Linked DNA regions of Homo sapiens: regions 1 and 3 are each linked to region 2. Evidence: chromatin loops called from intact Hi-C (ENCODE). Cell type or tissue: ascending aorta. All regions are shown on one strand. Links, peaks and the distances in the headings refer to the core of each region. The heading gives the core; the rest is flanking DNA. Region 1 has its middle 180 kb from the start of LINC01985. Region 2 overlaps LOC101927995 (a long non-coding RNA gene). Region 3 has its middle 22 kb from the start of LINC01985.

What was found. A loop is a pair of places that touch in the nucleus more often than their neighbours do. Peaks named below come from ENCODE experiments on the same cell type or tissue, not always from the same donor. Only the 100,000 strongest peaks of a DNase experiment are listed, where the experiment ranks them.
Region 1: it touches region 2 in a loop (2.0-fold over the local background); 12 of 110 quality-filtered maps call a loop at or near these places.
Region 3: a loop joins it to region 2, with 3 times the contacts of the local background. A loop is called at or near these places in 10 of 110 quality-filtered maps.

Annotation. Positions count from the first base shown.
Region 1 is chr3:30,339,577-30,345,085 of GRCh38, forward strand. No RefSeq gene overlaps it. Among named protein-coding and RNA genes, the nearest start is that of LINC01985, 180 kb to the right of the region's middle. RefSeq lists an enhancer at 2,527-3,726. In ascending aorta, for the core only: no CTCF peak of the experiment used is centred there; a DNase peak (open chromatin) is centred at 2,925; H3K27ac peaks cover 2,479 bases.
Region 2 is chr3:30,441,317-30,446,825 of GRCh38, forward strand. The region is part of intron 4 of LOC101927995 (a long non-coding RNA gene); the gene reads left to right. It overlaps LOC105377013 (a long non-coding RNA gene), which reads right to left. Exons shown (of 4, transcript XR_940683.2): 2 at 2,356-2,440. Among named protein-coding and RNA genes, the nearest start is that of LINC01985, 75 kb to the right of the region's middle. In ascending aorta, for the core only: a CTCF peak has its summit at 3,110; no DNase peak of the experiment used is centred there; H3K27ac peaks cover 3,696 bases.
Region 3 is chr3:30,493,780-30,499,288 of GRCh38, forward strand. No RefSeq gene overlaps it. Among named protein-coding and RNA genes, the nearest start is that of LINC01985, 22 kb to the right of the region's middle. In ascending aorta, for the core only: no CTCF peak of the experiment used is centred there; a DNase peak (open chromatin) is centred at 2,982; H3K4me3 peaks cover 1,012 bases; H3K27ac peaks cover 4,000 bases.

The DNA.
Region 1 (5,509 bases), core at 957-4,956, 100 kb before region 2:
AGATTACAATTCAGTAGAAATGGCATGGGCTCTGACAGCCTGCATTTCTTTGCTGCCTTCCATGGACCACACTTTGAGAAACAAAGGTCTAGACTTGCATTGTTTAACATGATATCCACTTATCACATGTGGCTACTGAATACTTGAAATGTGGCTGGTCTGAATTGAGATGCGCTATGCTGAAACTGCACAATACACACTGGATTTTGAAGGTTTAATATGAAAAACACTCAAAATATATCATTAACTTTTTATAGATTTTATATCGAAATTATAATGTTTTGCTTATATTGGGATGAACAAGATATACCATTAAAATTAAATTAATTTAACTTTTCACTTTTTAAATGTGGCTACTAGAAAAGGTAAAATTATATATGTGGCTCATGTTATATTTGTATTGAACAGTGCTGATCACATTGAGTGATGCTACTTATTTCAAATTCTGAATTCTGTGACCTACTAACAGGAAGACTATGATCAAGTTACTAAACATCACTAATTTCAGTTTTCTCTTGTAAACTGAGATTAATAATAGTGTTTGCTTCAGAGGTTTACTGTGATGATTAAATAAGAGAATCAAATAAGGCTGTTAACATACATTTACTCTTTGAAACTGAACTACATAGCATTAAAATTTCAACAAGGACCACTGAACAACAAAAAAAATCCTTTAATACTTCATATTTTAAAAATATGCCGAACATGATATTTAGGTACTTTAATAATCTTTGCCACCAATTACTTTAAAGTTTATTTGTCACACATATCACATAAACTACCAAGCTCATTGTACTTATTTTCTAAATTCAATAAAATTGATGACGTAGCCAGTGAGCACAAAGATATGAAGTTGTAATAAGTTATCAGTGCTGCACACAACTACAGCACCAATCTAGACTAATGATCAGTTGAGTCATGTCACCTTTGCTTGGACAGAACTACATTTTGCTATAAGTCGCCAAAACAATTTTTATACAAAAAAAAATGCAAAACCCTAATCTCTTCCAAGCTTTATGCTTTCACCACTCTACCTCTTCCCAGAATACACAGGTTCTAAGTGAATCCACCAGAAGTCAGTTTGTTGAGTGGGCAACATGCCTAAAGCCAATTAGTTGAAAGTCTAATTCACCAAATGACTGATTCATCAAATTTACTTATACCTTTCTACTACATAGTTGTGGCTCATGAATTTTTATTTTGCCCTAATTATAGCACTTTAAGGAATGTTTGGTTTGTTTCTGTGACAGTCCGCACTGTTCCAGCTGGAGCTATAGAACAAAGAAAAGAGGAGGCTGAGGAAAGAGAGAGCAGAGAAAGGGGAATTGAAAAATAGGTGAGCTGAGAAACGGATGAGCTTCAGGGTAGAAGAGACAGATACTACAGAGGGTATGAAAGATATAATTGTAAGACTATATTCTCAAACACAGAGCATTCTTTTGAATTTATTGTTTTTAGAATATATTATTAATCCTGCAAGTGGACAATTGTTACAGTTCTTGATATCCAAGAAAAATAGTGCAAAATGTAAATTCATTGAATATATGTGAAGAATTCTTATCAACACAATCGCATCATGCAAAATAGTATATTCATAGCATATTTATTGCATTTTTATATTCCATGATTATTCAGGTGAAATATCTTCTTAAGTCCCAACTCTCTTGTGTCTTTGCCTCTCATCCTGTCATTCTCCAGCTGCTAATAGCAGGAAGCAGTGGCAGACATATTGAAGATCCCTTAGCAGCTTGTCATGAAAGGGAAAGTAAAATGTTGTCCATCAAAAATAGTTTTTGAAAATGGGAGTTTGGTAAATTGACCAATAAACACATTTGCCTTCGGCAAGATAGTAACTCAGTTAATTGATATCTGGAAATTGGCCTGCTTCTGGATTTGCAAAAAGAGATAATAATGGATGAGTTAAGAGGAAAGCTAAAAAAAACTGGAGACAATGTTACATATTCTTCCATCTACTTTCATAAGGTAAAGGCTTAGGCAAACAATTTTCAGGTATATACCTTTTGTATTTTAAGTGTCCATGCCATTGTACAGGATCTAATACAGTGTCAACAAATATTTCACCCTCTATCATCTTGACCCCGGCTTTCTTTCTCATTCGCCCATCACTTAACCACACTACTCCTTCCTGCTTTTATGCACTCCTTAGTCTTTATACTTTTTTCCCTATGTGATTAATAAAAAATATAATTGCCATCATAAGTCTCCCAACTGTATCAGCACATAAGTGTGAAGAGATGTTCTTTCCTAAAAATTCATCAGAAAAAATAAGAAAACATATAATTCAACGACCAGCAAGACATGCCTAGACCCAGACTGAAGATCATATAACTAAAGCATGTGTCAGTGAGAAAGAGCACTGAGTGAACTGAAAGGAAATATTGATGATGCTGACCTTGGATCAAGGGTGCCCTTCCACTGTCTCCATCTGTGTGGTCCTGGAGGCAGGTCTAATTATCTTGTGCAGATGAAAGAATTAGGATGTCATAACCTGACTCATGGAAAATCTGCATACTAGATTTGATTGCTTCTGCTCTTCTATGTTTATACAACAAAGTTACTAAATGTAATTTGGCTAATATAATTTTTGTCTTATGTAAGTTATATAAGCCTCTTAACAATATGTCTCTTTCTACAAATTCTGTTTTATAATCATTCTCAGAACAACCACAGCTACCATTTTTACTTCATCTTGCCTCTATATGTGTTTGTGTATATATTAGACTATTTTGCCTTTAAACTATGTTATAAGGTAGATATCTTCATTTCTCATAATCAAATCTCAACCTGCAAATAATACACTTAGGATATCTCAGCTGAACTAAAACTTTGGACCAGCCTGTTTCACTCCAAAGCCTTTGGGGCTCAAGCTTCGCATGGTACAATCCTCTGAGTCTGAGTCACTGGTGAGTCACTTTTGGAAGTTGACAAGACCAGGTAGCTGAGCCAGATTCTGAATTATGAAAAATCCAGGCTTCATCAAACAGTCTTTCCTGGGCATAATAGAGCAATGTGTCATAATCACATCAACTGCATGTACCTTCTTGTGTTTCGTATCATTTTGAAAGACAAATTATCGTATAAGAATCATATCCATGTGCTTAATATTTTTGATATACATATATATATATAGAGAGAGAGAGAGAGAGAGAAGGAAAAAAAAGCCTGATATCACTTTTTATCCACAGGATACCTACTAACTTCTCAAAAAGCGACAGCAGTCTTACCTAAACATGAAAGATATGCTAATAAAGTGACCTAGACCCTGGAGAAAAAACGGGGGAGAGTCAGCAACTGATTTTGCCTGAGGGCAAGAGATTATGTCCTGCCCCCAAACAAAATAAATAAATAAAGCCAACCCAAAACTGACAAGCAGAAAAGCCAGAATGAAGACAAGGATTCTAAAGTAGACCGAAGTAAACATCAAGATGACAGTCAAATGCAAAAATAAAACAAAGCAAGACTAGAGTCAGACCAGAAATAGATGTAGGATTAAAACATGAGAACAATCTTAATTTTTTTTCAACTATAAAGGCTTCCTTTTTTTTCCCTAATATCATAAATCACCATCTCTCACAATTAGTGAATCATTAAGCCAATAGTTGAACCTCTTGGGTGGGAGATTAGGAAGCAAGGAAGACAGATAAAGGGCCGACTTCTTTCTCAGTGAAGAGAGAGAAGGCTTCACAATAGAAACCTTGATAGGTACATATGATAATTCTCAGAATATTTAGTTTATCAAAACATCCTGTTCTTTGGTAAAATAGGGCTTTCCTGACAGAAATATTCCTGACCTTGGGAAAGTATTTATGATTGTTATGTACAAAAGGATGTGTTTTTGTGTTTGCATCTGTGAAATGAGAGCAATGAATGATGCTAGGAAATTGTGGGAACACAATTCATTTGTGGGAGCGCTTCCGATATTTTAAACAGCTCAAGTTGGCATTAGAGGGTAACATGAGAATTTACCTTAAAACCACTTAAGTCTTAACAAAAGAAGAATAACAATTAATATAGGAAAAGGAATTTTTTTGGAACACAGGAAACTGAGTCAGAGAAAAATCCGGGCCTCAGCTTCCAGGTCCCAATTTTGGTATGAATGAGGTCATTAGGAAGCAAAGGCACTATGAATGGCAAACTTTCACTTGAAATAAAGGTAGTAATGGGATGGGGGAATGCAGCCCTGCATATTTCAACTAACAATCCACTGGTTCTTAACAACTTTAAAATAAAATAAAATAAAAATAAGCTAGCAAAATATTCAATAAACTAAGTCATGTAAGGGCATGGTCTTAAACTACAGTAGGATCAAAATAATCCTCCAAACATTCTTTGGGCAGGAAATGAAGAAACAAATGCATGAAAGCAGATATGATTTGGGGACTTACAAGATCAGATTTATAAGTGCATCACAAGATGTGAACCTTTCTGGATATGTACTGACTGTGACTCAATTCTATTTAATTGAAAATGGGAAGTTAAATTTTAATGTGCATTTGATAGTATAAACCACAAACCCTTGGCACAGAAAAATTCTTACCTGGTGCCGTAGGAGGGTGGTTAGGTCAGTAGAAAAAAAAAATGGCAATTTCTTTATAATGATTTTGTTTTATACTTAAGTTACCTGAAATATATTATTTCTGTATTGAGCCAATAGGTATTGAGCCAATTATCATTCATAATTATCATTCATTTTTTGGTAACTATAAGTGCTTTTGTTGTTGGTAGTATAAGAGGGCATTGGCCTCTTTGCTGTCTCATAACCAGGTTGCAATAAAAGTGAGTCTAAGACCAAATTCTGTCACTATGCAAACATTTGTTACCAAATAGGTATAATGAAAGCTTATAGCCTGGTGAGTAAACTTGAGAAGTGACAGCTCTATGTTCTCTTAAGTGCTCTGAGGGCACACACAGAAAAGGTCCACTCAGGGTAAATGCAACAATGTTTTCCTGGCAGGAGCCAGCCAACCTTCTAGTGGCAGTCAGACAATAAAGAGTCCCAGGAAGCTAAGGCTGTACATGCACCATTTTGGAATCTAAATCTAATGTTCCACTCCGAAGCCTACCATCTATGTTTATTAGATGCTTGTACTCTATTCATAAGGTGTAGAATAAAGCCAACTAATGCAAAATTATTTATACCATACCATCTCTTTTGAAGTTTTTAAAAATGGCATAAACTTTTAAAGTTACAAACAACCCAGGAAACAACCCAAACGTCCAACAACAAGAAAACAGAAAAATAAATATAATATATTGGCATAAAGGAATATCTCAGGAATAAAAAGAAATAAGTGGCCTGACCTGAGATCTACATCTGCAACAACATGGATGAATCACACACACATTATATTGAGCTTGAAAATCCAGAAAAAAAGAGTACTTACTGTTTGATTCTACCTATATGAAAGTTCAAGAATAGGCAGACTCATTTATGGAATAAAAATCAGAATAGTGGTCGACTATGGAGGTGGGGGCATAGACTGGAAAG
Region 2 (5,509 bases), core at 692-4,691:
TGAATTGAATTATGGACAGGTTTGCAACTTTGACTCTGATGGAGGAGGCATATGTGTTCATAACAATTACAAGAGGGTGTGATACGTTTTATTAGAGCTGGAAGGTGACTTCGTTTTGTTCTCCCAATCATATTGAAGGGAAAACCCCATAGCACAGCCGTTAAAACCATGAGCTGCAAGCTCAAATTGACATGAAGCTTTAATACCAGCTCTGTCACTGGCTACATGTGTGCCTTTTCATAATTACTACTATTATCAAATCCCTCTTGAGTTTCAGTATCTTTATCTGTAGCACAGGGTTGGGGTGGAGAAGGGTGTAGCAATGGGGGATTATCATAAGAACTAAACCAAATAATACAGGCAGATATGTACTTAGGGCTTAGAAGACAGTAAGACTTAATAAAAATTATTTTCTCCTTTCATTATCCTTCCCATTTCACCAGTGAAAAATCAGGCCCAGGTATCTGTGCCTTGCCTAGGTTTGCAGGAGCTGATGAGAACAAAGGCAAAACTTGAACTCACATCTGATATGGAGCTCAATGCCTTTCCCTGGGCACAAGAGATGAAATTGTTGAAGCGACTCTGTCATGTTGTATGACCAGAGAGATGCACTGCTGTGTTCCAATGTTTTCCCTCTCCACATTTATCACTGACATTTGAAACTTCTTCTTTTCCTCACTTTGGAGATTACAGACGTTCCTAAATATCACAGACTGTCTTCCATTGACTCTCTTTTAAATCTGCTCACAGAAGAGCAAGATTTAAGTTTGTCCCTACCCTAAGGAAGGCCTAGTGAATCAGAGAATAACACGTTTTTTTCCTTCCATCCACATTCCATATGCCAAGAGATCCAGCATGTGAAATCCCATTGAAAATTCGCTTTCTCAGTCATTCAATAATCCAAATAGCTTTTTTTTCAGTATTTGTTTATGTGACAGGCACTGTATTAAAGGTTAGGGTTATAGCTGGAAAAGATAAAATCCTTGCCCTCAGAGAGCTTATATTCTGTTAAGGAAGTAAAAAATAAACATGGAAGCAAATAAATATATTCTGTATTTTTAAGCAGTAAAAAGTGCTGTAAAGAAAATAAGGCAAGGTAGTAAGATGAAGGGTGAGGGCCGGGCATGGTGTCCCATGCCTGTAATCCCAACACTTTGGGAGGCCAAGGCAGGTGGATCATTTGAGGTTAGGAGTTCCAGACTAGCCTGGCCAGCATGCTAAAATTTCATCTCTACTAAAAATACAAAATTAACCAGGTGTGGTGATGCATGTCTGTAATTCCAGTTATTCTGGAAACTGAGGCAGGAGAATCGCTGGAACCCAGGAGGCAGAGGTTGCAGTGAGCCAAGAGAGTGCTGCTACACTCCAGCTTAGATAACAGAGTGAGACTCCATCTCAGAAAGAAAAAAAAAAAAGATGAAAGGTAAGGGTGGAGAAGACTGGTTTGAAATGAATGTTCAGGAAAGACCTCTCTGACACAGTCACTTCGAAAAGAGACCGAAATGAGAAGATGAAGCCAGCCATTTACATTTGTAAACAAGGATATAGCACGTGCTAGGAAATATGGCCTTAGCTTGTTCAAGAAACAGACTAGAGAGTAGCCAGTAGGGCTGAGGCACTGTGAACAAGTGGTACGAAATGGGATTCCCAGAATGAGGTAAGGGCTAGATCAAGAAGAGTCACCCAGGCCAAAAGAGAGAGTATGGATTTTATTCCAAGTGTGATATAAAGTCCTGAATAGTCTTAAGGTTGATATCAGCCTTTGTGACTGCTTTGTGGACAATGGATGACAGGGAGACGAGGGTAGGAAAAGGAAGACCCAGCTAGGAGTCAACTGCTATAGTCCAGGTCAGATATGCTGGCGAGTTGGACCAGAGTAAAAAAAAAAATCTCAAGTTTTCTGTGAACTAAGGAATTATTTTGTATTAACATTATTTAACATTTGAGACTTTACTTGAACACTTTATAAAGCAGTGATCCTATATCAAGGATATGGTAAAACCTGAGTCTTCAAGGTTTAAAATGAGGTGACACTTAAGAGGGAAATACACTTTGAGGCTCCTCTCACAATTTGACTTCTAAAATGCCTACACCTCAGAGAAGCACCTTTTGAAGTCTACGCTACTTGAGTCCTTGTTCTAAAATCTGGCATTATTTCTCTTGTTTATTAAAAATCTAAGTGATACAAATTTTGTGCTGACCTTTTTCCATTATTTTGAGAAACATAGAATATCCTACTGTTCACAAATCAATAATCCTAGTTTGACTCAATTTTGTAAAATTCTCTCTCTCTCTCAGACACACATACATACACCAACACACAAAACAAACTATTAGGTTTCAAAGAATACTCACAAATGGTCCCTTTGCTAGAAGAAAAAGGTAAGTTGTGAGAAAAGCTTCCTTGAAGAACTTCCATCAGTTAGAGTGATAGAATATCCTGCAAGTATTCAAAGAGCAGAAATGATTTTCACATACTGTCACTCGGCAAGTTAATGTATGTGTAAAAAAGGAAATACCTATTCGCCAAGAAACAAAATCCTCTAAATTGCTACTGTCTTTGGCTATATTTTGAAGAATAAACCACAAAAATGAGCAATACCCAACAATTGATTTATGGCTTCTACTCACAAGCCATTCAAACCGCAGACATTCAGCATTAACTGCTACAGAGATAAATCTGGTCAACAACTTGATTGGCCTCTGGGAAACCATCGTGGTAACAGATGAAGGCCCTCTTTTGCCTCAGACTGAAGCAAGGTTGCAATGTTGAGATTAATTTTTATAGGCATATAATCTTCCTCTTTATTAAAGTTATTAATATTTTCTTTCACTGAAAGATACTACAATATTGTCTAAACTAATCTTAAACCAAGAGGCCTCATGGAGGGAGTCCAGGAAAGGTTTGAAAAAAATACATTAGGTCTCTTAAACTCTAATGTCATCTGTAAGTGCATTTCTTAGAGGCTAAGTCCCATTCCTTTTAAGTACACAAGAGTGTATGACTTGAAACACATAAAAACAACTGCCTTAAAACCAATAAAGCATCATGTTTTCTCTTTCCTTTTAGTCCTTCAAACTCCAAATTTTAAAAATAGATTCCATCCGGTGGAGGCAGCAAAACATTCTGTAGCTAAACATGACCTGAATAATTTTCAGAGGTCTAAGTAGAAAATCTTCATCTTGTATCCAAGACAAACAACAGGGCATGGGGTAATAGAGCAGTCCAGGGAGAAAAACATATCCAAAGAGCTGAAGCGTGTCACACCATTTGGAGGATTATAGGAAGTTTTTGCTTTCAAGGTGATTATAAAGCTTGTCTTTGGGGTGTATGTGCACTGTCTTTGGAGACCACTCCCCCTACCCTTAACACAGAGTGCTTCTAATTTCATGATCTTTAAATCAAGAAACAGCTATGTTTCAATGTTTGGATGCTGTCAGTTTCTGTGACATATTGTGTCAACATGGTGTCAAAAAATGTGGCAATTGGATAGACTAAATTTTTCTGTAACCTTGTGGTTCTTTTTGACACACACACGCACACACACACACACACAGACCCTCATAAACACACCTGTTCTATGAGTGATGGCATGTGCCAGTTCCAGGAGATAGTGTAGTGGGCTTACTAAGCCCATTATGCTATGCAGTTATAATTCAAATATCTACTCACTGTCCTTGGGAAGGCCTAATTCAGGCTGAGATATTAAATGTTCTGTTTACATGTTAGAATTCCTTCTGTAAGAAGGTTGTGTGTTCTTAAGAAATGATAATTGAGGTGATGGATATCTCAATTACCCTGATTTGATCATTACACATTGTATGCATGTATCAAAATATCACATGTACCCCATAAATATGCACAACTATTATGTATCAATAAAAAGAATTAACTTTTAAAAAGAATATTATTTGTTCTTAAAGTGTATGTGTCTTTTTTTTATTATACTTTAAGTTTTAGGGTACATGTGCACAATGTGCAGGTTAGTTACATATGTATGCATGTGCCATGCTGGTGTGCTGCACTCATTAACTCGTAATTTAGCATTAGGTATATCTCCTAATGCTATCCGTCCCCCCATGTGTCTTTTAAAAGTAGCTGCTTATTGATTAGGAGACCAAGCCACATCAGGAGGAACATGTAGACCTGACAGAAGAAATGCTGGAGGGTTAGTTTCAAAGAACTATTTTCTTTGAAGATTGTTCAATTTCCCCCTTAAGGTATCATTTTAGTTTGAATTAACCAGACAGAAAATAAAATGGTGAGTACTGTGATTACCTAATGTAAACATGGAAGGCCAGTTTACATTCTTTGAATGGAGATGGCTATTTCCCATGAAGAACATGAATGTCCTCATTTCTACAAGTCCTAGGGAAGAAAAAACAAAAGACAAGTCCCCCATTGAGGGAAATGAGGACTCTTTTTCCTTCTTCCTGAGCTCAAGAGAAAGTTGGGAGCCTATCTTCAAAGCAGCATAGAAACGACCAGAGCATCCATGTGGAGGGACATGAGGGTGGCCCCTGAAACATCGAGGCAAACCAAAGCCAAGGGAAGAGTCAGGGAAGGGAAAAGCCATAGGACAAAGACTCAAAATTATTGTTCAGAATCCAATCATATTCTCTGCGTTGTAGTTTCCTGCTGTTGTTTTCCAAACCTTGGTCTTAATTGTCCTTTGGGGAATTAATAGAGATGCCTGTTCCATTGTTAGGGTGAAACAGTACTGAGGAAGGAGATATGAAGGAGATGTCTGGTACAGTTGACAAGTGAAAACCATGTGGGAATCATAGAACATGTAAACAATCCCCTGGCATTCTCCGATATGCCTGGAGGGGGGATAAAATAAAAGACCAGACTTTCCACAGTCACTCAGGACAACAAGTCAGATTGTAGATATTTGAATATTAAAGGAAAAAGAGACCATAAAGAACTTGGTTATGTAAGCATATACTGGAGAGGGGAGTGCAACAAAGACTCTAGGGTTCAGTTACTACTAATGGCAGATTTCATCTCCTGAGCACCTACCCACCATACATCACACAGCTTCCATAAACTGCCTCATTCAGTCCTCACAAGAACATGATGGGTATTTTCTAATTGACAGAAAACAGTCTCAACCCACTTCATTGACTCTCTTACATTTAACTTTTCAAAATCCCAAACTGATAAAATCATTCAGTCGTGAAATGGAACCAGGCAATCTTTGGAGCTAGACACACCAGGCTCCACATTCTTGCTCTACCATTTATTAAATCAAGACTGTGGGCGATAGAATTAACCTACTCAGATGTGAGTTTTCTTTTCTGTAAAGAGACAGTAATAGAAGTACATTGTGTGGGTTACGTGAAATAACACCAGTATCCCTAAAAATGTACATTCCCTTTTCACTTCTTTCTTTACCTCCAAACCTTACATAAAGTGTTGTCTGTCACCTCTGGCAGTGCATCTCAAACTTCGGTAAGCACAGAAACCACCTGGCAACCTTCTTAAGATGCAGATTCTAGGTCAGCT
Region 3 (5,509 bases), core at 987-4,986, 53 kb after region 2:
TCTAGTTGTGAAGTTTGAGAATTTCTTCATCATAATAACACCTCTTTATTGCCTATTTTCTTATTCTCTTTGGCTGAATTATAATCATTAGTATTAAATCATACCCAGACTTGGTAATGGACTTGATATATATTATTTAAAGTTAGGCAGCATGGAAAACAGAAACAGAAAACTTGGATTCTTGCTCAACTCTAGTTCTGAGTAATCTTAGAGAAGTAATTTAACCCTCCAGCCGCCCATAAGGCACATTCCGAGGCTTCTAACACTAACAGTGAGTGGATGAAATACAGAGGGTCTGGCCCCTGCCTGTCTCTGTAACCTCCACCAATATCACTCCTCCTCCCCAAATCCCCAGATTCCTACCCTTTAGGAACTTTGAGTTCCTTGCTGTTACTCAAATTTGCCAAATTCATATCTGACTCAGTGCCTTTGTACTTGCTTTTCCCTCTGCCTGGAAGTCTCTTTCCCCAGGGACTTTGATAAATGACTCCTGCACAGGGTTCTCTGCTTACATATGCCTTCCTCAATGTGGCCTTTCCTAGCCTCCTGATCTAAAGCAGCACCTGACGCCCACCACTCTCTCTCCTTACCCTGTTCTGTGTTTTACCTCAGCACTTATTGATAAAAACATCTTTTTTTTTTTTTTTTTTCCAAGACAGAGTTTCACTCTTGTTGCCCAGGCTGGAGTACAATGGCACAATCTTGGCTCACTGCAACCTCCACCTCCAGGTTCAAGTGATTCTCCTGCCTCAGCCTCCCAAGTAGCTGGGATTACAGGCATGTGCCACCATGCCCAGCTAATTTTGTATTTTTAGTAGACACGGGGTTTCGCCATGTTGGTCAGGCTGGTCTCAAACTCCTGACCTCAGGGGATCCACCCACCTCGGCCTCCCAAACATATCTTATTAATTTAATTGCTTACTTATTTATGATCCATCTCCACTAATAGTCATGAGGATAAACTGTCTGATTCTTTGCTGCAACAGTGACTGGAATTTTGTAATTGCTCCAAAATCATTTGTTGGATGAACTTTGAAGAATTAGTATGTTTCTCCGAAAATGACAAATCTTTGGAACCCTTATCCTTAGAGCCCACACCCAAAATCCCATTCTGGAATTATTCTCTATAATACCAGAAATTAAATACTTTCTGCCAAGATAAAGTTTAAAAATTTTCCTTGAAACATTCTTGTCATTTTCTAATGGTATAATGAGGCACTAATTATATTGATGTTTTGTCTTCCTGTGTCATATTAACAACTAATTTGCCCCGAAGATTAAAAAAAATCATGATAGCAATCTTTTATTATATTTCTATCTTGTGTAAAGAATTAGTATAGACATGTATATATGGTATTCCATGTCTTTCTTATAATGATGTGTAAGGCAAATTCAGATGATAAATTAAGTAACTTTCCTGGGGGCATTAAGCTAATATCTGTGAGATCCCATGTATTAGGTTTGAAAGCCCTTGTGTTTTTTGCCCCACTCTTTGATGATGTCTGATATCTTGTGGGTATGGTAACCAAATCATCCATCATCAAAAATAAGGGTATTTCCAAAAGCCCATGAACAGGAGAATAGAGAGATGGCATGTGTATTTATAAATTCGAATGCTACATAGAAGTAAAGAGGAACAAGCTACTGCTACACATAACAAAATAGGTGAGTCTCACAAGTGTTATGTTAAATGAAAGAAATCAGATATAAAAGACTCCACACTGAGTGAATAAACAATACACGAAGTAAAATATGATGATGAAAGTCAGAAGTTTGGCTATTTCTGAGTCAGGAAAGAGACACAGGGAACCTCATTGGCACTGGAAATATTCTGACTTAATGTGTACACACATGCCTGTGTAAATAGGTAAAAATCTAAAGATGGACGCTTAGATTTATTTGTCTACTTTACTGTGACTATATTCTACTTTAATAGAGAATCAGAATTGAACAAAAAGTTGAAGCCCAGCAAGTCAAGGTATTTGTAAAACAATGGTATAGAGCCGTTGAAATTAAGATGGTCTGGGAAATTTAGGAGATGTGTGGCTGTATTTGTGGAAAACCTGGCAGACTGTCTAGATTGGAGTTCACAAGTGTCTCAGTAGCTGACAGCTGACAGGAAGATGGAACTAACCTCTGCCATCTGTCTGAAACCACCGCGAAAAAAAAAAAAAAAACCAAGCCATATAAAAATTTAGAGAAGTGCTTTGTTTTTCCTTGTCTGTTTGTCTGTTTTGCTTCAGACCCATGCCTGGAATTTAATGAAGCACTTTCTTCTCAAATCTGGCTTTCCTCCTGACCCTCCCAATTTCTCTCAAACGGCGAGGAGAAAGAAGAAATACCCATCGACGTTGAATCATGTTTGGCGGAGAAATAAGCTTGTTTTACCACTGTTTGTCATTGGAATTATCTTACATTAAAAAGATTACAGTGAACACAGCAAGTCTTTTTCTTTTTTTAAATAACAAGTCATAAAAATGTCAACCCATTTATGCATGGAAATATCCTAGAGACCAAAAGGGATGTATCAGACCAAAAAAAAAAAAAGAAAGAAAACCCAGAAAGGAAAAACACTACATGAGAAAGAACTGGAGGTCTAAATTCTTTAGGAAGAGAGTACATGTGACTATGGCAGGGTGGAGGTGGGGAGGGACAGTCACCCTGAAAATGACTTCAGGGTCTTAGGAGACAAATTCCAGATAGGCAACCTGCCCGAAAAGCTTTGATAAATGACATTTCTGCTAATACCAAATCAAAAGAAAAGATCAGTTTCCCCAGTGAATGAGGCTGAGCGAATCATACATCTGGGCGCTTTGGCATGCCGAGTAAATGAAATCATCCAGAGAGTCTAAAGAGAGTTATGTCTCTGCGGCTGAGGCTTGTTTATGGAAAAATGAGTTTCGGGGCTTGGCTTTGCTTAGGCACAGAGCATTCTGAGCTGTGGGTACACTGGTTATTCTTTACAAAGTAGTTCTTGTCCTCAAGAGCAAGTGTCCTGATTTCAGGCCTCTGCGGGAACTCAAAGTTTGGACCTATCAGTTTTCTTCATTTCCTGTGGGCTAGGCCACCACCCCTGTCGCAAAAAGCAGCTTTTAAAACTGCACCCTCAGTTCACTTGAATGCTGGTGCCTCATCCGAATAAGGAAGCCAAGAAACACACGAAGTGTATATGGGCTGGAAGCACAAAAATGTAGCAAGAAACGATGTGGCTATTTTACAGCATAACTAGCCTCATTCATACTCCCCTCCACACACATAGACATCCCATAAAAGTAGAGTTGCCTCTCCTTTCTTAGAGGTAGACTGAGCTTTTAAGACTCAGAGACTATAGGACAGATTACTTTCCAAGCTTGTTGCTGTGCAAGTTCCTATTCCCATATTATTCTCCAGCAGAAAAAAAACAAATTACTTATTGCCATTTTCTTCATTCATCAAAAGCATTGTGTAAAACTAGGACAAAACTAGGACATAACACTTGATAAGAGCCTTTAATTATGTTTCTTTGTCCCAAGTCTCTGTGGAGAGTTTAGTATTTCCAGAATAAACTTGATGTGATACCAGGGGATATGAACTCTTGTTAATATTTGAGAGAACAAAAGAAAGAATTAAAATTGTATCAGGAATGATGAGAGAAGACATAGTGGGCAGGATTTGGAGTTGTGCGTCAAACATATAATTTGTGGCCCCTTTTTCCCTTCTTGGAAAACTTTTCTACTTTCTCTAAAGTATGCACAGTGAAAGTAACTCTAAGGAGACTTCCACTGGTCTATGCCCATTTCTTTAGTCTCTTTAGGTTTGCAAATAACAGCAAATATTTTTAGGGATGGAAATGAGAAAGAAGGGTGGAAGAGTTTGTGCTGTAGCCACAGAGAGGCTATCAGTGAGAATCACTACTGCTATGGGGGTATTTTGCTGACCTTTATTTTTTATTTATTTATTTTTTTGAGACGGAATCTTGCTCTGTCCCCCAGGCTGGAGTGCAGTGGCCTGATCTCGGCTCACTGCAACCTCTGCCTCCTGGGTTCAAGTGATTCTCCTGCCTCAGCCTCCAAGTAGCTGGGATTACAGTCGCACATGCCACCGTGCCCAGCTAATTTTTTTTATTTTTAGTAGAGACGGAATTTCACCATGTTGGCCAGGCTGGTCTCGAACTCCTGACCTCAGGAGATCCACCCACCTCGGCCTCCCAAAGTGTAGAGATTACAGGTGTGAGCCACTGCGCCCAGCCTGACCTTTCTCTGTTACACTCACCCAGTAATTTATTAGATCACCAAAAGAGAGGACGTGTTTGAGAAGGGGCATAGTTCTCCCTGACTCTGCTTTAAAACACATGAGGGTATGCAAGTAAGTAAACATTTCTCTTGTCCAATAAGGTTCACGGTGTTTGCAGACCCAATGAGTCCTAGCTAGCAGTTGTAGGGAACAAAGCTTATTAGGCTCATCCATGTTTCCTACATGAACTCCAGCTCCTCTCCATACCATCCTTCATTCACTTCACAGATATCTTACTATCACTGCAAGAACTCTCTTTGCAGTTCTTGAAGCACTTTGGGGTTCCAGAGTTTCCTAAAGAAGACAAATGTAGCTAATTAGGAAAATGTTAGCATCCTTGAGACACTAATAAGGTATATGGGGCACAGGAAATATGGTGCACATGGAACAATTCTGCCTGGGTTCAAAGCCCAGCTCTGCCCCTGCCAGCTGTGTCACCTTGCATCTTGTGAGGAATCAGAGATTATTTATACAAAGCGGGTGTTCCAGGGCTAACCCATAGAAGATGTAGGAAATATTCATTTTCTTCCTTCTTTTCCATCCTTTTCCTCCCAACTTTGTGAAATTACCTGGAACTTAAATTCAGGAAGAACGGGTGCCCAAAGGGCATTCTGTCTTGTGTTCCCATGTTCCCACACTGTCAATAGAGGCTGCCCCTCACCACAGTCAGAGGGGACAAAGGAAGAGACCACAGGGGCAGGCTTTCCAGGCTACACAATGTACTTTGCTCCTGGATATGTCTGTTGAAAGTTGGCAGGAGACAGCACAGTGGTGTCCTGAAGGTCAGTCTCAGATGGCTGTCTCATAGAGATGTTTCATAGAGGGTTCCTCTAACTGGCAGCTGCAATTGGTTCCAAATAAATCTGTCTTACACAGAAGTGCAAGCAGCTCACAAGAGGAATAGAAATGAAATAAAATGACCTCCAAGGCACATGGGAGAGGAAGCCAGAGTGTGTGCTGCTTCCAGCCGTGTGTGCTTTGTACTCAGGAGTATCGCAGCAGGGTGGAGGAAGATAAAATCCAGAATTGGGAGAGTCAGGCCAGGGTTGCCCCCTGGGATGAATTATGGCTCTGTATTTCCCAAGGGGGCTGTATTAGGGCACAAGGGACATGTTCCTGCTCTGAGAAATGGAAAAAAAATGGAATAGAAGTAAAAGAGCCCCAAGATACTCTGCAATTATTTTGTGCTCTTGAGTAATTTGAGGGCTCTGAACTTTCTCCATTGTAGATCAAAAGG